Linked DNA regions of Mus musculus: region 2 is linked to region 1. A link is a loop called in an ENCODE intact Hi-C map of the cell type or tissue named here. Cell type or tissue: heart. All regions are shown on one strand. Each heading gives the region's core, and the rest is flanking DNA. Links, peaks and the distances in the headings are about the cores only.

What was found. Hi-C counts contacts between places; a loop is a spot of excess contacts. Peaks named below come from ENCODE experiments on the same cell type or tissue, not always from the same donor. Only the 100,000 strongest peaks of a DNase experiment are listed, where the experiment ranks them.
Region 2: it touches region 1 in a loop (3-fold over the local background); 11 of 42 quality-filtered maps call a loop at or near these places.

The regions. Positions count from the first base shown.
Region 1 is chr3:35,882,508-35,893,674 of GRCm38, reverse strand. It overlaps Dcun1d1 (DCN1, defective in cullin neddylation 1, domain containing 1 (S. cerevisiae)), which reads left to right. Exons shown (of 7, transcript NM_001205361.1): 7 at 1-1,570. It also overlaps the pseudogene Gm20595. Among named protein-coding and RNA genes, the nearest start is that of Dcun1d1, 45 kb to the left of the region's middle. In heart, for the core only: no CTCF peak of the experiment used is centred there; no DNase peak of the experiment used is centred there.
Region 2 is chr3:35,687,136-35,698,302 of GRCm38, reverse strand. No RefSeq gene overlaps it. Among named protein-coding and RNA genes, the nearest start is that of Gm6639, 27 kb to the right of the region's middle. In heart, for the core only: a CTCF peak has its summit at 5,111 (motif pointing left); no DNase peak of the experiment used is centred there.

The DNA of each region.
Region 1 (11,167 bases), core at 3,350-8,349:
TCATAAAAATCTTGATATTTGTGTGTGGCCTAATGCTTTGGGTTTTACAGATTTTATTTTTAAATGCAAGACTTTTTAACAAAATAGTGTTTGTCATCAGTTTGGTACTAAACATTTACAATTACTGTGTAATTATAAACAAAAATATATAAAGCTTTTATTATGTAGCAAAAAGAGTTAAGGTTGTTCACCATGATGGCATCTTAGAATTAAACAAGACTTGCTAGGGCTCCAAGAGAAAATTGATTTAATGTGTTTATTCTGAGGGTGACTGTCTGGTTCTAGGAAATGTTTTGTAATACAAATGCTTACCCTATTGGGGGCGGGGCGTCGGGGAGTCTTCCAGAGGAAGGGCACACTCACTCACACACAGCCAGCTATTGCCGGCAGAGGATCATGGGGTTCAGTCTTCGTGTGGGTCAGGTCTCCAAGCTGATTCTTTTCTTTCCAGACAGAACCATAGGGAGAGTTTACTTTTTGCCAAATGTCAGAACAGGTACACATTTTTAAATGTAATGCTTTTTAAATAGTAAACTGTATAAAATGAGAAGTACCCACATATAAAAATACTTGAGGTCAAGGTTCTCTTGAGTGACTATCATCTGCATATCTCTGTAAGTTCAAGTGTGTCGTTTCCAATCCCTGTCATATTACCCACAGAGGCAATAAAAGCTTCAGTAAATTTGCCATGACTAAATCTTCTCCCATATTATTTCAGTGTTTTAGTGTTTCACATAACTAGACTAGACTTGAAGACTTTTCATGGCCGAGCGCTGTAATGGCACATCTGGGGGAAGAGAAGCTACGCCACGTGTTTGCTCCGTAATGTTTACAATGTGCTCAGCTGTGTTGTTTATTTAACTGCGTTAGTTGTATACTGCGGCACTGTGAGTGCACCCCTCATCGAACTTTTAAAAAGTTTTAGTGTTGGTAAATTCGCTCACTGAAACCATCGGGAGCCTTTTATGTAATCTCTTTCCTGAATAATTCTTAAACAAGGTTGACATTTTTTCCCCCCTCAAGGATCTGAGTGCAGAGTTCTTTTTTTATTTTTTTCTTTGATGATAAGTTTTTGAGCCATTCCATGCCCACCCTGCTTGTGTGTTTACGTGTGTTGCTGTTAAGGACTGTTTGGAAACCTGTCATTTTGGCATACAAATAGGAGCAAGTTGACCTAAGAGAATAATTTGGGGATGAAAAATGGAAAATGGTGTTGGGAAAAGTTATACTTGTTTACAAAGTATGCCCTTGTAACATGAATGACCGTTCAGTGAGCGTTTATGTGGCTCTGAATGTTAAATTGTGTCTTTAATAGGAAATATTTACCTGACACCTCTGGGCTTTTTGTTGTTGTTGTTACCTTAAACTTTTAATAATATGGTTTATATTGAATGCTGAGATGTTTTGATAAGAGTTTACCAAATTTGATAATGTAATGATAAATGTTTTAAAATGTGAACTATTTATCATATATCTTAATAATTGAACTGTGGCTTTTATATGACAGATGATGAATAGGGTCAAATTATGGCTCACCCTTTAATTGATTATAAACTTGAGTGTATTTCTGAACCCTTTTATTGCTTCCATTTTTATAATCATAGCAGTACTTTTTATTTCATAGGAATCTAGTGAAGTTAATTTCTGGTTTCCATTGACTCCTTTTGGTTAACTGAGTTGCTTTATTTGTGCCACTCTCTGGAGGCAGAACAGATAAGCTTGGAACTGTCACCCATGGTCTCCTCTGGGCACTCCTGGCTTCTTTTCTGTATTGCCTGTTTGGAAAGTGTCATTTGCTGTAGACTACCTCTTGGACAACCTTGCCATGGGCTCATGGAAGGAATTGGTGCTAATGCAGCTTTTGACTTCTCTTTGGTTGATTGTTTTTCAAGATTCTTTTTTATTTTAAATTATGTGGCTGGAGGTATGTGTGGTGTGTGCATATGATTACAGGCGATGAAGGCCAAACGGATGCATGGGATCCCGGAGAGCTAGAGATGCAGACACCTGGAGCCACCTAGAGCAGCTGAGGAGCAGAGCAAGCTGCCCGTAATCTTTCCAGCCCCAGGTTCATTTGGAAAACAAACATCGTCAAAAATACCAGCATAAAACCTCTCATAAACAGTTAAATCATGGTGAAAAGAGCAGACGTAACATGGCCTAACGGGTAATGGCTTTATCTAGGGCCGTTAAAAGAGAAGTAACTTTGTAGTTACTCACTTTTGCTTTTGTTGTTACTGTTTTGAAATGGGGACTCATGAACTCCAGGCCATTCTCAGAATCACTGTGTAACCAAGGATATCCTTGAACTTCTGACCCTCTAGTCCCTATCTCCTGAGTGCTGGGATTACAGTGTACCACACCCGGTTTATTTGAAGCTGGGGATCAAAGGTGGCATTGTGCATGTTAGACAAGCAAAGTGCCAACTACAAAGCTACATCCCCTACTCTTTTAAACTGAAAATTAAAGATTTACTTACGTGTATACAAAGGTTCTCTCCCTTCACAAGCAAGTTACTTTCAGTTTAATTTTTTGCAGTTATACTGTCCTTTGGTTTACAGGCTGTGGCTCAGGGTGTTTGAGTTGTCCCATGCAGACAGCCCTATTACACTCTTATATTTTTGTGGGTGATTGGTGATGTTGGTAGTGGTGGTGGTGTTTTGGGGGTTTGTTTGGTTAGTTTGGTTTTGCTTATTTTGTTACTGTGGGTTTTGAGACAACCGGCCATGAACTCATAGAGGTCCACCCGCCTCAGCCTCCTGAAGGCTGGGGTTAAAGGTGCATGCCACCACACCCTACTGCTTTTCTCTCTTCCAAGTGTTTCATAGGAGAGTTGTTAGAATTCCATTTTTTAACTTTGTTTTGATACTGTGTTTTTGAAATGGACCGTGCTATAGCCCAGTGTTGCCCCAAATGTAATTCTGCCCCTCAGCCTCCCAGATGCTGGGATTAGAGGCATGTGATACGGTGAGCAGCTTGGCTTGGCTTTCTTCCTCCCTTTTATGGGTATGGGTATTTTGCCTTTATGTATTTCTGTGTTTCATGTTCAAGGAGCCCAGAAGAGGACGCTGGATCCCTCGAGACTGAAGTTAGGTGCTTGTGAGCCACCCTGTGGCTTCTGGAAATGGAGCTCAGGCCCTAGGGAAGAGCAGCCAGTCTTCTGGTTCCTTAGGTTGGCTCCTAATATTTGAGTTTTAAAATGTTTTGTGTTTGCTTTTGAGATGGTCTCGTGCAGCCCCAGGTTGGCCTTGAACTCCTGGTGTAAGTGAGGGTGATCTTGAACACCTGGCCGGCCTACCTGCCTCTGAGTGCTGGAATCAGAGGCAAGGTTTATGCAGTTTTGGAGATGGAGCCCAGGCCCCCCGGAAGCACTGACCAGCAGAGCTACGCTCCTGTCCCTAAGATGTGCTATTGGTTGTCTGAGAAGGTAACTTTACGTCGTTGGCAAATCTGGAGGCCAATGCAAAGTCATGGAGATGAAAAGAAAAAGCCAACATCTGCTTAGAAGCAAGTCCTTCTCTAGGAGAAAGCACTCATCAAGTTCAAAGAAAATGGAAAAGTTTTGAACCAAAATCAAAACTTTGAAAACAAAGTTTGATTTGAAACAATTGTGTGAAGTGTACAAGGAACAGCTTAATTAACAAACACGGAAGAGGAAAACCTACAACTGCTTTACATCTAGAAAGTATATTTTTGTGTAAAGGCATATTCAATATAAATAATAAAATTTTATTTCAGGTTATAAAATAGAAAAAACTTTTTATCTAATGGAAAAATTGAGTGATATCAAGCAAAAATTTTTTTTCCAGAAGAAAATAGAGATCAAGACGGGGGATGGATTAGTTTAGAGTAAAATGTGTAAAATGGCCAAAGTGCTGACTGTGCTATGGTAAACAGAGCTAACATGGCCACCTTGGCCAAAGGTCTATGCTGTTGTAAACAGAGGTTATGTGGCTGCCTTGTCTCAGCAGACGGTAGCAACTATGAATGGCATGCTGATGTGGGACCTGTACAGGCAACATGCTTTCAAGCAAATGTAGACTGTGTCCTAAGAGTCATTAGAATTTATATCAAATCTCTGGACTGCCTGCCATGCAGAGCATTAACAGTCTTCCTAAGCATTTGTTTTGGTCACTCTTCATAAAATCACAAGAGGCTGAAGGCACAGGCAGTGGTAGCATTGGTACCAGCAGCAGACACGGCTCCTTTGAAGTATAATCCCTGCACCTTCAAGGTTCAGTCACCCAGCAGCTCCAACAGCTGCATCCTCACAATCAGGTTTTAGAGCAAGACTACCTGACTGGAAATGTCCCCTGAGCTGCTCCTGTCCCTCCAAGGACTTCTGCTAATTTGTGTGCAGTCATTTCCTTTCTGAAATGTAGGGAGAATCATATAGTTTGTGAGCTTAAACTGTCCTTGGGGTGAACCCTAGAATGTGGGTTAGCTCCGTTCTTCGTTCTTATTTGCAGTAGACAGTTAATGTTCCTACTTGGTGTTTGTTTGTTTGTTTTAGGATGATGATGCTATGAATGTCTGTCTTTGTGTGGATTCATTTTCAACTCTCACAGTTTCAAATTTGGAATTGTGGCTGTACCACTTAGAGATGTTCTACCACCACGCAGGTGTTGCTGGTTATCCTGGTCCTCTTGTCTTTCCTTCATACGCATGCTCATTCCAGTTAGTTCTCTTATCTATAGGATGTGCAAACTGAGGGACTTTGAGATGACCTAGGAGATTGCTCTAGAATTGGGAAAAAGAATGAAATCAGTCTGGGCTGTGCTCCTCCATGAAGGTTGAGTTTTCTGAAACCAGTGCAAGTGAGCGGTTCTGGAGACGCCTTGAGTGAGGGTTGGTGCTGATGGGTGCAAAGTGTCATGTATGACGTTAGTCACACCAACAGTGTGAGGTCCTTGAAATGTCATGAAGTATGCTGTGTATGTTTTCTAGATCTTTCACTTTTGAGGAAACTTTGAAATTTTGACGAAATTCCCAAAGATTTGCTTATCATTCTGTTTCAGCTGCCTATGCAGCTGTACAAGGTCACCCCGACCTCAAGTGGTCCCTGGTTACAGGTTAAAGGGCAGTGTGGCACTGGGGCGGAACTTACAGCCTTTGTCTAGCATGAGTGAAGCCCTGAGGTAGGTCCCCACTATGACAAAGAAATCAGACCAGGGTTTCAGATTACAGGCTGCTGTGCCTTTCTATGGTTGTGTTTTTAAATTTTTTAATGAAAATTTTTAGACAGAAAAGACATGAAACAAAACCATGCTCGTCTCCAGGCCAGTGTTAATGTACATGCACGCTGCCTGTGTTTGGAACCTTGATCTGTTTAGAAGCACTTCCCAGAAAGCAAATTATTTAACGGGTAGTTATTTCAGTGTAAGGGTTTTAAAACATCACCACATTTTTCATTTAGTTATTAGTGGTTTCTTACTGTTAGTAACTAGCCATATAAACCCCATTCTTTGTGTTGTTGTTGTTGCTTTTGTTTTTCAAGACGAGGTTTTTCTATGCAGCGAAGGCTGTCCTGGAACTCCTTTGATCAGGCTGGCCTCAAACTCAGAGATCTGGCTGCATTTGCCTCTACCTCCTGAGGGCTGGGATTAAAAACGTGTGCCACCACCGCCCAGCAAGCTATGTTCAAGTCAGTATTTATGCATGCGGTATAATGCATGCAGGACCCATACATTACATGTGTCTTCATAAATCTCTTCACCTGTACCTTGTAATTTGAGATATCTGTCATGGCTTTAACTTTTATATGCAATTTCCAAAATTTATGATGAAATTTTTATATACTTAGTAAAAATATCCTAACTTGAACATACTTTGAACATCAATGAAATGTGACATGAGAAGCTAGTTTAGTTAGGTCAGCAGACTTGAAACAGCCAGTGTAATGGACTCAGAAAAATAATTAGTATTGTATGTGTGCATGATGTATTGGGGGGGGGGGTGCGCATGCCATGGTCTGCACATGGAGGACAGAGAACAGCTCTGTAGCGTTCCTTCTCAAACCTTTGCATGGGTCCTGGCCTGGAGATTGAGCCCAGGTCATCCGGCTTCCGCAGCTGTCACCTTTACTCACTGAGCGCCTCACTGGCCCAGAAACTCCGAGACCCAGTTTTCCAAATAAATGAAGCAGTCACTTCTGTAAAGTTTCTTAGTTTCTAACTGTCCACTTAGCTTAAGGAAAGGCACTCAACATCAATAGGGTAATGTAAATAAGCCCGCAGAGGAGCCACTTCTTAGCAGGCATCACTCTTACCAGAGTTGAACAGTAGCTGAGTTTGTCACTCAGTGACAGCCCTTGCTTTGCACATGTGACACCCTGGGTTTGATTTGTTGCTGAGGCTGTAGAGAAGTGAACTGTTGGATATTGTGGGTGGGATTGCAAACTGTTGCACTGGCTTCAGGAAAAAGATTGTCTTTTCCTGAATACATTGAATACAGAGTTAGCATGCAATCCAAGAATTCTCAAGAGACTGGAAAACACCCGTTCTACAAAATCATACAGAATATTAGAAGTATAGGAGCTAACAAGACGCAATGCAAGTAACCACCTGGCTGATGAGGGATGTGCACCACACAGTTCGACGGTGCTCGTCGAAGGGATGAAGTGCTAACAGAAAGTTCCTTTTAAAACATCCTTAGCGAGACAAGATAAGCTTCACCACCCGCTCCACCACCACCTCCACAGGTCCCGGGCTCTGTGCGGACTCCCAGCCGGCTGGTCCGGCCTACTAGCAGCGCAGCTGGCATCTATGCAGGTGCTGGGGGCTCCGGGTCCCATATATCTGTGTCCCGCTGTGTCTGGGATGGCGGGAATAGGTGGAATCCAAACCGAGGAGACCTTGCAAGACCTGAACCACTGACTGGCCAGCTACCTAGACATATATGTGGATGTGAGTATAGCTACTAGCTATAAAGCTAGAAAGGAGCCCATGAGCGGGAAAGCAGGAGGGTGGTAGATCACATGATGTGAAAGCTAAGAGGGCGCTGTGGAGGTGGTGGGTGGGAGATGCTGTGGTTACTTAATACTCGATGCTTTGTGTGCTACAACACAGATGACCTTGACTTCGTGGTGGATACAAGGACCAGTCTTAAAGGCGGACAGCTATGATTCCATTTGTAAGACTTGTCTAGAATAGGCAAAGTCACCGGGAAGGATCTGTGGCTGGAGCACTTGGTGGGCGCAAGCTTAGGCTGTGACGAGGACATTCTGAAATTAGATACCTGTACACATTGAACCTTATGCCTTACATGGGCACAAATATTGTACTTAATTCGATTTTTTTCTAATAATATGCAGGATTGGTGCACACGTGCCTTCAATTCCCCCTCCAGAATGTTCCCTGTGTCTTCCTAATCTTTGATGAAAGGAGCTTTGCCTGAAGTGGAGCCTGACTGATGCGTTCAGGTCTTTGGAAGAGGTTGGCCTGGGACAGGCGACACTTTGCCGCTCCCGTCAGAGCCATGAGGCTGTCCTACAGATTAGTTACATTCAGCTGCATTCAGTTAGGGGTCCCCATGCTGTACCTCCTCCCTTGAGCAGCACAGAAGAGGTGGCAGGTAATCCCTGCGCCCTACTGTTACCTGGGGACAGTGACACAAACTGTAAGAAGCCAGAAATCTACATTAAGAGAGTTCTTTGAACTTCTCTTCAACCTCACCTGCTTTTATCCTCAGCTTCTCAAAGCATTGCAGTGTGTGTAAGGGAGGGTTGAGTCTGCACACTTTGTGAGCACAGCAGGGGTACGTTGGGATGATCTCCCTCGCCTGAGAGTATAGGTATCTGCTTTAGGCTATGCAGTTTGGCTGACTCCATGCCAGCAAACTCATCTGCACTGGAAAGCTAAGGTTCTTGTAGGAGGCAGTCAGTCCATCGCTCTTGAGAACTCAGAAGGTCACATGACCAGTGCAGTTTGGGTTTGGTATGTGGATCTAGAGCTGGCTCCTTGAGGCTGTGTCTGCTGTTGGAGCGCACATTCCTCACAGGCTGTTAGGAGATCTCCCACAGCAGTATCCTTCTGGGTCCTCAAGGATGCAGCACGAGGCAGGGTTTTGTAGGTCACATGGAGTCCATTTGCGATAGACACTGAATTTTCCATCTTGCCTTGTTTTTTCTTATGAGACTTTTAAAATATGTTCTGGGTGTGGTCCTTTATTTTGGATATATTTTGTGTATAACTTTTGCATCTGCTGTCTTTGTGCGTGTGTGTGCCTGTACATGGGGGTGTCTACATTTTCTTACTCTCTGTCCCTTCCACCCTCCTCTCTACTCACTCACTCCTCCCCTCTCTGCCTCCCCCTATCTTACCCCTCCTTCCCCTGACCCAAAACTGATAGAGATCAGTCATTAAGTGTTATGTTGTAACTTGAGATTTTTGCCTAACTGAAGGTCACTAAGATTTCTCCCTAGTTTTCTAGGTATTTTATAATTCAGACCATTAGAGTTTTATGGTTCAATTTAAGTTTGTATGTGGTGCAAGAGTCTAGATTCCAGTTCTATTTGATCAGGTTACACCCTCCCCCATTTAATTCTATTGATACCTTGTCAATAGGCCAGCAGCACACCACATGGGGCTTATTTCCCAACTCTGTTATGAAAAAATTAAGTACAGAAGCGCTTCAGACACTTTTTACTACAATTGGAGTGCGGTAGTGTGCCAGCACCCAGGGGAGCCAGGGCAGGGGAGCAGCAAGGACAGTGTCCCAATGAGCCGTGCTCTGAAGCCAAACATCAGGAATGCTGTTCAGGAGACTGGCCTTAAATCTATACATTAGTTTGAAAGAAGATTATCATTTTAAGTATAAAGAAAAATTTATCCCAGAATAATAATATATATACTACTTGCTTAGATCTTTAAATTTCCCTAGCAAATTTTATGACTTACCCTGTAAGTATTGCACTATTTAAGTTTTTTATGTCATTGTGAATTTTTTAATTTCATGTGTAATATTTTGTGGCTAGTATATAGATTAAAATGGAGTATTGTCCATTTATCCTGAGTCCCATGATGTTGCTATACACCTCTATAAATTCCTATCTTTAATGAATTCTTTACAATATACTACATACATCATTATGCCATTTGCAAATGAAGTTATAATTCTTTTTAATCCACATGGATTTATGTTTTGTCTTATTTTACTGGCTAGTATAATGTTGAATAGAGGTGGTAAAAGTGCCCTGCCTTTTACCCAGTTTAAGAGAGAAAATATCTGTGTTTCACTATTAAGTCTGATAAGGGTTTTAAACTCCATTTTCCTAGTTAGTGCAGGATTTTCCCGAGTGTGTTTTTAATGTCTGTTTAGATGTTGACGGTCCTTTTCGCAGATGTACCACACTGATTGACTTTTTTCTTTTTTGGATATTAAAGCACTTGCGTTTCTGGATCAAACACACTTGATTATAGTGTGTCTTTCTTTTGTATCTTGTATCAGTTTGCAAACATTTTTATTATGACATAGTTTAATGAAAGTCACCTGCTTAAAGTATACAATTTCAGGAGTTTTTAATATTTCCGTGCAGCTGCACAGTGATCACCGTGATTAAATCATTCACACTGAGGAGCTGCAACCTCAGCCTCTTCCTCAGGACCAAACAATGTCTAATGCATAGCCTGCTGCTGCAGATCCATCACTCATGTACACTTCTTAAAAATGAAATCATAAACACTTGGTTTTGTGGTTAGAATTTTGATCAGTATAATGATTCCAAGGCTTATTATATACTGTAGCAAATATCAGTATTTCATTCCTTTTTATGTAAATAATATTCATTATAAAGATATACATTGTTTATATAGCTGTCAGTTGATTGATAGTCTGGGTTTAGTTTGATAATAGGTTAAATAATAGTGCTATCTACATTTATATACAAGTGTTTGTTTAAATGTTTAGAAATATACATAGGATTCTCTAGTAAGTCTGTTCAACTTTTTAAAATTTTATTTCAAATGTGTTTTATCTGCGTGTATGTCTTTGTGAGGGTATCAGACCCCCACCCCCACCCCAACTGAAGTTACAGACAGATGTGAGCTCCAATGTGGATGCTGGGAATTGAACCCAGGTCCTCTGGAATACCAGGAAGTGCTCTTTACTGCTGAGTCATCTCTCAAGCACCTATGTTCAACTTTTAAAAAGATTTATTTATTTACTATACAGTGTTCTGCATGTATATATGCCTGCATACCAGAAGAGGGCACTGCACCAGATCTCATTATAGATGGTTGTGAGCCACCATATGGTTGCTGGGCATTGAACTCAGAACTTCTGGAAGAGCAGCCAGTGCTTTTAAACTCTGAGCCATCTCTCCAGCCCCTGGTGTTCAACTTTTAAATGTCACATTGTTTGTGACCCATGATGAAGCATGTAGTTTAAGTGAGCTGTAGAAATGATTGGACAACAGCAATTCACACATAAGAACCAGAGGCTAGAAATGGTACACACTTTGTCCCAGTATTAACTAGAGCACATTTAGAACGTCTTAATATTGGTCTATCAGTTTCAGATATAGCTCATAAAATATCATGCACAAGTCCATGAAAGCCCTTCCTGAATTGGTATGTTTTTCTGCAACAGTCCTTTGAGATGTTGATGAATGTCATCTCTAATTCATACCTCTATAATGAGTGACATGCGTTTTATATATATATATATGTGATATATGTGTATATCATACACATATCTATATCTATCTATCTAGTAATGAAGGTTTCTGGCCAAGTTTGTTGCTGAGGCATTTATTTTGTTTATAGAATCAGTCTGTTAAGTTCTGGGCTCTTGAGTACATCCTGGCACATGTTTTTTGTTTTGTTTTGTTTATTCTTACAATTATTATTATATTGTATTAAATATTTTTATTTACATTTCAAGTATTTTCCTGATATTTGGTTTCCCCTCCGAAAACCGCCTATCCCTTCCCCCTTCCCTCTGCTCACCAATCTACCCTCTCCCACTTCTTGGCCCTGGCATTTCCCTACACTGGGGCATAGAACCTTCACAGAACCAAGGCCCTCTCCTCCCATTAATGACCAACAAGGCCATCCTTTGCTACATATGGGCTGGAGCCTTGAGTCCCTCCATGTGTACTCTTTGGTTGGTGGTTTAGTTCCTGGTAGCTCTGGGGATTTAGGTTGTTTCATATTGTTGTTCCTCCTAT
Region 2 (11,167 bases), core at 3,022-8,021, 200 kb after region 1:
TAGTGCATCCAAAACCTTTAAATTGGCTTCTCCTTCACTCATCTTGAACCACTGCTGGCTTAGCTTTGGTTGCCTCCAGCTGTTCTCCTGCTGGGTTCCTTAGCATCTCAGCCAACTTTTTTTTTTTTTTTTTTTTTTTTTGAGGGTTTCTCTGTGTAGCCTTGGCTGTCCTGGAACTCACTCTGTAGAACAGGCTTACAGGGAGTCTTTCATCCGTGTCAGCTCTCTGTTTCTTTGACCTTGGAACCCCTCTAATCTTTTGCAGTCACTCTGTAACCTGCACACACGTGTGTGCATGCACAGACATGTGGGATCTCAGAGTTAGTACCTGTAATCAAGATTATAATACAATCTGTGATTGCTAATGGCCACACTCTTGAGGAAAATCAAGATCACTTGGGAACTGCAGGTCAAAAGCTATAGCTTGTGAATTTATTGCTATTCAATGAATTCTGATGTTGCAGATGAATACAATGCATCTGCCTATGTTTTGTTTCTGTTTTTGTTTTTAATAGAACACTCAGGAAAGCTGAGGTCTCAGAAACAGAACTGAATGAAACATATACCCAGTATTTCCGACTTCTTGTCACTGTTAGTAAAAGAACTTCGAAATGAGACAAAGAGAGGGATTAGGAAGAATTTTATTACAGACTTAAAAGTATTCACTCAAGGGAGAGTGCCGGCTTCTTAAGATACAGTCAGGACTCTTGGGACTTTTAATAACTTTTTTGTTTGGTCCATTAGGTTCCGTTTTTGTTTGTTTGTTTGCAAACTTTAATGGAAGGGTGACTCATTCCTGAGATAAGGAATGACGGAATCCTGGGAACGGATGGAGATTTTTCCCTAGCGGTAGGGATTACTGCCTCTTGCATGGGTCTGGGGTGTTATGCCAAGAGCTCCCTGACAGGAACATCCTTCTGTAGGAGGCTGGTCATATGAAGATGCTGTTGTAAGGAAGCTGAGTATCCATGTTGCACCAGTCAGTGTTGCCAAGCATTGTTTCGTTTTGAACTTCTATGCAGTCACATGGTGTCTTGTCTGACTATTTCCCGGTGGGGGCACCAGTCTCAAACTTGCGTCATTTGCCTCTTTCTCCTTTGTCTACAGAGCTGCCTTGATTGTTATTCTTAGTGGACATTTAGATTTGTTAAATTTGTCACACAGTTTCTCTGTATTTTGAAAAACATCAGGAAAGAAGTTGAAAGTAAATTGATTTACAGTTTGGCTAAGGTAGGGCTAGAGGTGGGGATTTGAGCTAATGCCCTGCTTCCCATGCCTATAGACACCTACAATGTATAGAAAACAGTAAGAACATATGTAATTAACTGTGAGGCAGGCTAATAGTCCTTTGAAGGTGCAAAGAGGACCTGGGCCCCATGTTGTTGGGTTGTTTGAAGACACTTAAAAAATTAAATGTAGGCAGAGGGAAATGCAGTCTCAAAGATCTCTTGTTTTAATAGAGAAAATAATCAGGTTTGTGAGTCCTATGGTTTTCCCTTAATCTGGACCTGTGAGAGTTTCTTGTTCTTGATTTTATTCATTTGATAGGTGGGGAATGCAAGCTTTTTGCATCTACTCTTTGGATGTCAGCCTCAAGCTCCTGAGTTCTGAATCTTGCTAAACACAGCACAGAACAGTGATCTTCTGAGAGCCGAAGAGAGGGCCAATCGAGGAGTGATGCGTTTTGCTGAAGCATCTTTTCAGAGCATGCTTCACTGGGATTGGATGGCAAGCAAAGCTTCTTCTCCAGCTAATCACAGGCAAGATTGAGACCTGTCCCCATTAGGTCGGTAATAAGCATTGTGAAATAGGACAAGGAGCCAGGGTGTCGAGTTACAAAAAAGCCCTGTATTGTCTCCTTCTACCCCAAACATAACTTGGATGACCCAGATGAACCCCAAATGCAATCCAAATCTTCCTAAAGGAAGAGAGGAAATGTGATAGAGAGGAGGGCAAGAGCTCACATTGGCCAGGTGTGATCCTGATTTGGAGACAAAGGAAGGGACCCAGAAAGACAGCACAAGGAATGTTTTGGAGGCTGTAAAGAGCAAAGGGCCAGGTGCCACTCACAGGCATGTCCACCCTCTTGGCTCTGTAACACAACCCTGTCACCTGCAAAGTCAATGCTCAAGAGTTGCACAATTGAGTGACAAAAAAGTCTCTCATAATCTTTTAAATGATTTACTGGGTCATGCATTTCCCCTAGGCAGGGTGCTGTTTCCTCGTGGAGAGTGTGTTCCCCTTTCTCATCTCCTTTGGGGCAGATTGATTGCCAGTGTTGAGAGATGATACCCAGTTAGTTTCCTCAGGGAACCCCTGTGGGGTTTGGTTTAATTTTATTTCCTGCTGGAGACTGAACCAAAGCTTCACAGAGCTCCATGCCCTGCCCAGTTCCACCTGCTCGGTGTTTTTTAAGTGAACAGTATGAAAGCAAACTCGGCATAGGAGCTTCTGTTTCAGGGAGCCACGTTTGGGTAGAGGTCCATGCTCCACTTGGGTTTTTCAATCAGTTTGCTGCCTTAATATATTCAAAGCTAGCATCTCCACCCTGTGTGGCCCGTGGTGCTTCCAAGTCCTAAGTTTCTCAGTGGTTCAGCAGGTCCAGTTAGGTTCCTCCTGTCAGGGATCTCTTCAGTTCCGGTAGCTCTTTTTCCTTGGATGAGATACTCTGCTTGTTACACCTACTGATACCCCTTCTAGTCTCTTTTACTGTTGTTATTTTTTCTCTTTCTCTTCCTCTTCCTTCCCCTCCTTCTTTGTACCCTCTTTCTCAGTTATTTTTCCTCTTAATTTTTTATTTAAGACAGGGTCTTTCTATATAGACCGTGATGTCTTGAAATTCAGAAATCCTCCTACCTCAGCTTCTTAAATTCTGGGGTTAAAGATGTGTACCACCAAGGCCAGTACCATCTTATTTTTGAGACAGGGTTTCTCACTGAACCTGAGGCCTTTTGATTTGTGTAGACTAGCTGGCTTGCAAGCCAGGATTCCTCCTGTCACTACAGCCTCAACTGGGTTACAGTGTGTGCTGCCATACAGGGCTTTTCCAAGTGGCTTCTGGGAGCTTGAACTTAGATCCTCTTTCCCATCATCTAAGTCATCTATCTTCCCAGCATTTTCTTCCTTCCTACAGATATTCATTTTTCTTCATTTAGTGGTATTGTCAGGATTTAAATAAGAAGGAAAGTATGTGGTTACTTTATTTGCTTAATCAGAAATCAGCCTATATGCCACCAGAGAGTGGGCTCAGCAGTAAACTGTATACTGTTGTTGTAGAGGGTAGGAATTCAGTTCCCAGCACCCACACCATCTGTAAGCCCCAGGAAGGTCTGATGCTACTACCCATCATGGGCACCACCACATCCTCCCCCACATACACATTATTAAAAAATAAATCTCAAAATTAAATATATCAGTCATTAATTTCAGTGTTTCAATTTTTTTTTAACTGTATGTCTTTGAGGCAACACATAATGGGATGAATTCAAATAATGTTTTGAGTCGGAAAAGCAGAATTTTATCACTGCCTTCTCATGCTTCCCTGCTGGGCTCAAGAACTAATTTGACACATGAAAAAAGTAAGAGGAGAACATAAGTATTTAATCTTAGTTTTGTGGACTGGGGAGCTCCGACTGAGAACTAAACATCAGGGAAGGGGTGACGTTCGAATGCTTTTATATTAAGTTGAACAGAGACACGAGTACAGAGAAGTAAATTCTGTAGGAGGCTAAAGGAAAATAGGAATTGTTTTAGCAGGGTTTGTTTGTACAGAATCCTGTTTGTTGTGCCTCCCCATTGAGAGGCATTCTTTTTTGCCTAGTCTTCAGTGTAGGTTTTTTTTTTTTTTTTATTCTCCTGTATGCAAGGAGAAGGGAATGAAGGGGATTCCTTTCCTTCAGCATCTGCTGCTTTTCAAATACCTTCCACTCCAAACAACACTCATGCCGAAGTGGCACATTCCAGGAATTTTATAAATGGACTGACAAAGGATCTAAAGGATTCTTTTGTTCCTTACTTTGGCTATCAAATTATGACAGAGTGACCACCCCTAAAATCGGGATGCTCTCGGGAATCTCATACTACCAGAAGAAAAAGTTTCAAGCCTGTAGCTAACCAGAGGGGCACTTGTCGCTAGAAACTGGTTTGCACCTTGTCCTTGCAGGAGACAATGATTTGCAGGTCAGTGATCTGCAGGACCCTACCTTGACCAGGGCTATTTATGCTTTCCCCAGGCCTTTTACTAAGTTAGCTCATGACATCCTCCTGAAGACAACCGGGGTGGGAGGTGCCAGTAGTGAGGGGTCAGAGACAAAGCTCTACACCGCCATCCTAGCCTGAGCAGCTAGCTACCCAAGATGTTTAAGGACCAAGATGTCAGGCGGAAATGGGACTTCAATAGCAAGAATTTCAGGACTGTTGGAGCAGAGATTTTGTTAATTGTTTTCATACAGGCTTACACAGAGGCCTGAAAGAAAGAGTGTTGCTCCGACGAAAGTAAGACACAGCCGGAAGTACAGGTGTAGACTATTCACAGGAATCACACTTCAAGAGTCTTAGCGATGACGTCACCGGAGGCGGGAAGACGAGGACACACGTCACCTTTAGCACCCTTGGGACTTTTATGAACCTTAACTCAGTCGCTGAAAGAACTTTAAGATTTGCCAATTTATGAAGCAGAGTTGGTGATTTCATCAAGGGTATCTCAATGGAAATGTAAGCTCAAGGGCGGAGAGACAGATGAGGGCTCAAAAGACAGTAAGCACATCTGGGAACAGTGGATTGATCGATCCAGCCGGTCTCCGATGACTCCCAGAGAGGTAAAGTGTGTCCTGTGTGTGAACTTGTAGGAAGAACATCTACTTACCATCGTATGCTTATACATGATCGGGCATGCACATGATTAATAGCAGATGTATCATGGGAAAAGACAGGCATAGTGAGCAAAGGCTTGCTTAACGTAAGCCTATCAATGAAAACAGGAAAGCAAGGGCTGGAGAGATGGCTCAGCAGTTAAGAGAACTTCCTGTTCTTCCAGAGAACGTGAGTTCAGTTTCTAGCATTCATGTCTGATACCTATAATTCTACCCAGCTCCAGGGACTATGGCACCCTCTTCTGGCCTCTGAGGGCACTGTACTCATGTGGATTCTTTTAAATCACGTGCTCTCGCTAGAGGTTCAGGCTGTGCTCTCCTCTGTTATGTGAAAGCTGTGCCCTGGGTGACTCCATTTTACAAAGCAGCAAATTCAGAGGCAACATGACTGTCCACGTAGATACCACCGGAAGCACAGACTGCCAGATAACTGATTCTTTTTTTTTTTAATTTTTTTATTAGGTATTTTCCTCATTCCAATGCTATCCCAAAAGTCCCCCATACCCTCCCCCCCACTCCCCTACCCACCCACTCCCCCTTTTTGGCCCTGGTGTTCCCCTGTACTGGGGCATATAAAGTTTGCAAGTCCAATGGGCCTCTCTTTGCAGTGATGGCTGACTAGGCCATCTTTTGATACATATGCAGCTAGAGTCAAGAGCTCCGGGTTACTGGTTAATTCATAATGTTGTTCCACCTATAGGGTTGCAGATCCCTTTAGCTCCTTGGGTATTTTCTCTAGCTCCTCCATTGGGGGCCCTGTGATCCATCCAATAGCTGACTGTGAGCATCCACTTATGTGTTTGCTAGGCCCCGCAGATAACTGATTCTTAAAAAAGGTACCAATTATAAACTTATCAAAGTAGATTTGAAACCACAACAGAAAAATCCAGACCCAAGAAACCCTCAAACACACAGGCCAAGGAAGGGTGAGATCTCCTTACCTAGACCCCACTAACAGACACTCAATACCATGATGATGACAGTCCCAGCAACGGTCATCCACTTGTCTGGTATGGGGGCAGAGACTTCTTGAGCTTCAGCCCAGCAAGCTCCTTACTTCTTGAAACATCCCTTATGAGTTGCCATCTGTTGGTCTGTCTGTCTATACCTATGGACCAGGTCTTCACCACTGTCGTCCTGCGTTTCTGCCCTACCTTGTGGTCCCATGATTCAGCTCAGTGCCACCGGCTTGCTCTCCAACTGGATTTTAAAACTACCTGCAGTACCTGCATCTGTACCAATTTTTTTGTAAAGCCCTCTTTGAACTATACCACTTCATTAACCCATTAGTAGCCATTCTGCAATTTACATGCATACAGACACACACATGCACATACACATGTATGCACACTTGTGAGTCTGAAGTACAATGTCAGATCTGAGAGTTGATGTTAGTGATTAAGACCGGAATAAAGTAATGTGTGTTGCCAATAGTCTGCTATCAAGGGAAACTGGGACACCCAGGTAAACCGTAGCCAGCAAAAGCAACATAGCTTGTGAATTTATCATTATTTAATAAAGTCTGACATCGTCAAGAGTCTCAATGTGCCCTTCTGTGTTTTGTGCACAGAACACATTTAAATTATTTTCCTCCTACAGTTAATGTGTCATGAATCCTTTATTTATTTATTTATTTATTTATTTATTTTGTCTTCAATATAAATTTATTTGGTTTAATACTGCTTGAGAGTGACTTAGGTTTGGGGAGTCCTCAGACTCTTCAATACTCCTCAGCCTTACTAGGTCTCCTTATGACCATGATAGGCAGAGGGGAATGTGAACATGATTTGGGGACATGTGAACAGAGATTTGGGTACTCTCCTTAAAATCATCATCTTGTAAAACTAAAGACAGAAGCCCAGGTAGAAGAGCTTTAAAGTAGGCTCTTCAAAGAGAAACACTACTTTCTATAATCAAACACTATATTAGTTTTTGTTTTTATTGATTGTGGCAGGGCCTGGTGGAACACACACACTTTTAGAGGCAGAGGCAAGCAGATCTTTGAGTTCAAGGCCAGTCAGATCTCTACGATGGATTCCAGATCAGCCAGGGCTACACAGTGAGCTCTTGTCACAAAAACAATGTATTTGTGACTCCTAAGAGATGAACACTCTTTCCATTATGGTTGCTGAAAGGCCTGTGGGCATGTGTATATGGACTGATCATCAAGGTTGGCTACACACCTCAGGCAGTGGCCACAGCATAGCCTTTGTCTACAAACACTGCCTCATTTATCAAGTAATTTGTCTTCAAAGACTATTTCATTCATCACACAACAGAAAGAAATTATGTTAAGGACTGCACTCTGATGAAAAGGTCAGGACTGTACCCAGGTACTTCTAACTCCCTTCCATACTGTGAAACTTGAGGTGGTGAGATCTCACGCCATCTGTGAGCACATCCTCGTGGACTTTGACAATGCCGGATGATACTCATTGGCAACTGAGAAGCCCAAGTAACTAAACAGTTTTCTTCCTTTTTCATGTCTCTTTTGGAATTAGAGTTTTAAAAAACATGCTCATGATAATTAATATCTTATCTGGTATATTTCTAATGATAAAATGATACTAATCTTGGTTTTAGTGAGGTTACACATGAAGATTTTATGTCCTTTTGTTTAAGCATGTATTTGTTGGTGTTATCACTGTTTGCTTACCCTAAACCTCTCCCTTATTCAAAACTAGTATTTAAAAGAGTCAAGGGTTTTCACTGTCTCTCTGTGTACACTTATGTGTCTACACGTGTATATATATTCTAATTATTCAGTATCATCTGGATAAAAGAAATTTAGTTTCTTAAAGTTTAACTTTAATTCTATTTACTCTAGCTAGAAATACCCAAAATTTTCTGGTGATGGATGGAGGGCCAATCAATCAGTGGGCTAGAAAGTGGGTCTGTTGCAGGTGACACCTGTAGCTAGGGTCCTGGTGTGGCTCAAACCCTGAGCTAGCGGGAGTACAGGCACCTTCTGAGCCAAGGTATCAGTGTTAGGGTTTAGCCTTGGAAAAATTCCTTGGCAGATAGGGGCCATGGAATGCTGCAGAAATCACACCAACCAACAAGTCTCATACAAGAGAGAGGATGGGGAGGGGGTGGTGGTGGGATCCTTTGGAGGAGGAAGTGAAAGGTAACCTCTCAGTGGGGACAACAGAAAGACAGGGATGCCCCCTCACGCATGCGCGTAAACACACACACACACACACACACACACACACACACACACACACACACAGAAAGTAGGCCACAGAGGCTAATTATGTTATCTCAGGCTACAATCTTTCTCAGAGAGCAGTTCTCCAGGAGCATCCACCAAACTATCTAACGAAGTCTCTCTTCCCTTTTGCCCTTTTCCCACTTGGTCAAGGGCTATTGATTTAAAGTAGATTCAAAGTCTGTTTATTTAGGTTCCCTCTCCCATTCTCTCCCTCCCTCCCTCCCTCCCTCCCTCCCTCCCTCCCTCCCTCCCTCCCTCCCTCCCTCCCTTCCCCCTCCCCCCCCTCTTTCTTGGTAGGACCTCAGATAGCCCAGGCTAGCCTTGAATTTACCATGTGGACTAAGGATAACCCTAAGCTTCTCATGTTTCTGCTTCTGTCTCTTCTTTGGTGGGATAACAGTGAGCACTTCCATGCTGGGTTTACACTGTGCCAGGCATCGAACCCAGGCCTTTGTGTGTGCCAAGGCCTACCAAGGCAAGTACTCTACCAAGTGAGCTACTGCTCTTTGCTGCTTCCTCTCCCTTTCTTTCCCATTTGTTTGTTTTTAGCATAACAGAAAAACAGCATAGCTTCCTGGAAGAAGCTAAATACTTTTGCTGAAGTCGTATTGGCGCTTTACTGGAAGGTGACTCTTTATCCATAATTTAAAAATTTTTTGAGAGTATATTTAATTATATCATTTCCCCTTTCCTTTTTCTTTCCGCAAACCCACCCATATACCCCCTGCCTACTTTGCTCTTTTTCAAATTCATGATCTTTTTTCTTTAATTGCTATTACACATACATGTACACACACACACACACATTCCTAAATACATAAATACAACCTGCTCAGTCTATATACTGTTACTTGTATGCACATATTTTCAGAGCTGACCGTTTGATATTGGGTAGCCCATTACTGTGGTCCTCCCTGGGTAAGGCTGTTTTTCCTGATTTCAGCATTCCTTAGCTCCCCGGAGTTTTTAAAGCTGAAGGGGCATGAGCCCTAGAAGGTGACTTTTAGACACATTTGCAATGGAATGTTCCTTGTCTTACCCATTTCTAGACATTTAAGGCACACAAACTTTGGAGAAGCTATGGGCCAAGACACTTAAACAGACTTTTGTATTCCTAGACCTTGTCCAAAGCTCCTACCTCAGTCTCTTGCCTGCTTATGGTTCAGGTGTGCCGCAGTTCATAACCAGGCAAACTCACGGCTTCTCAAAGCATTACCTAACTGGAACCATAGGTTGAAGCATACTTTGGTGCCACCTTATGCTAAGCGGGCAGAATTGCACCTACTTAGACCAGCTTCATTGCCACGCTCTCAATGAATTGAAACAAGGAACCTATAGTACTTTTGTGTGTGTGTGCTATACCTTAATTTCTTTTTTCAAATGTAATATTATAAAAGTGATAACCATATTGAATGACATTAAAATAGATGATTTAGCATGGACAAATATTCGTGAGAAAGTTATATAATCTGTGTTAAATTTCCTTTCTGTTTCTATCACAGGATACCCTAAGACTGGAATGAGGCACATGAAAACCACTTTGTGTATTATTGTACAATTGATGGGAAAGTCAGAAAACCATGGATAAATCAAAGGAAGCAGAGTAGCCAGCTGCTGGTGGCTGTGGCAGTCAGTACTTAGAAGGTCCTGACCATGTACCAGGACCTCATTTAATCCTCTCATATCCCTGTGAGATTAGCACAGTAACTATCTCCATTTTAAAGACTGGGAAAGGGAGGCAGAGAGATTTAGTGACTTGCTTAGGGTCACGCTGTTAACTAAATAGCCCAACCAAGGTCTGACTTTTGAACCCGTGTATTTGGCTGTAGTGTCTACAGTTACTAGGTTATTATCTCCAACGTTAAGACAGTAGAAGGAATAACATATGTTTATTGAGCAATTACTGTGTGGAGTAAGTAGTCACATGTTTCATCTTATTTCAACTTTGCACCGACTTTATGAGGAGCATATGGTCTCATTTCAGAAATCAGAAACCCAGTGTTACAGAAGATAGCTAACTTGTGCAAGATAAACCCAGTGTTACGGAAGATAGATAACTAACTTGTGCAAGATCACAGAGAATAGGTGATTCTTGATCTGCATTATTTCACGGCACAGTTCTTTGGTGGCAGGGGAGGGGGAATGTCAGGCAGGGGGAAGAGGGGGAGAGGAGGAGAGGTTGAGAGGAAGGGAAACACACACACACACACAGAGAGAGAGAGAGAGAGAGAGACAGAGACAGAGACAGAGACAGAGAGACAGAGAGAGAGACAGAGAGACAGAGACAGCGAGCGAGCGAGAGCTATCCTGCGACATACTTGGCTGGGGTGTCACTTGCCATTCTCCTACCTTAGTGTCCTGACTACTGCTCTGGGCACAGGAGTGGACCATCATGACCAATGACAGCCCTAGTTACTAACCACGCAAACACATGGCCTCTCAATGCATGTGACAGGAAAAAAAAAATCTTAGTCTTTTAACTGAGATGGTTGAAATCAGAGTGTTTCAGGTTTTATATTTCTTTTGTATTTTGGACTATTTGCAGATATGTAATGACATATCTCACTTTAATTTCATAAGCACCTCATATATAGCCCAAAGGTAATTTTTAATAATGTCACACAAATGTATAATTATAACATAATTTATAATATAGATAGCTTACATAAATAAGTTTCTTTTTCAGTATCTCACTATGCATACACTGGCTGGCTTAGAATTTACTATGCGGATTTGGCTGCCATCAAACTTGTGGGAATCCTCTTGGCTCTGTCTCATAAGGGCTAGGATTACAGATATGTGCCACTGTGCCTTGTGTGTATAATATCTTTCAAAGTATTTAATATTTAAAATTATGTATGTGTGTATGTGTGGCTGGGAAGGCCCCTGAGGAGGCCAGAAAGGAATTCTGAGCTCCCTGAAGTTATAGGAAGTTGCCAGAGGCCTGATGTGGGTTTGGAGAACTGAACTCAGGTCTTGCAAAAGAGCAGCAGGTTCCCTTAGCTGCTGAGACATCTCTCCAGACCAATATTTTAAAATGTACTTCTGTCTTTACTGTTATCAGTTACATGGGTTCTGATGT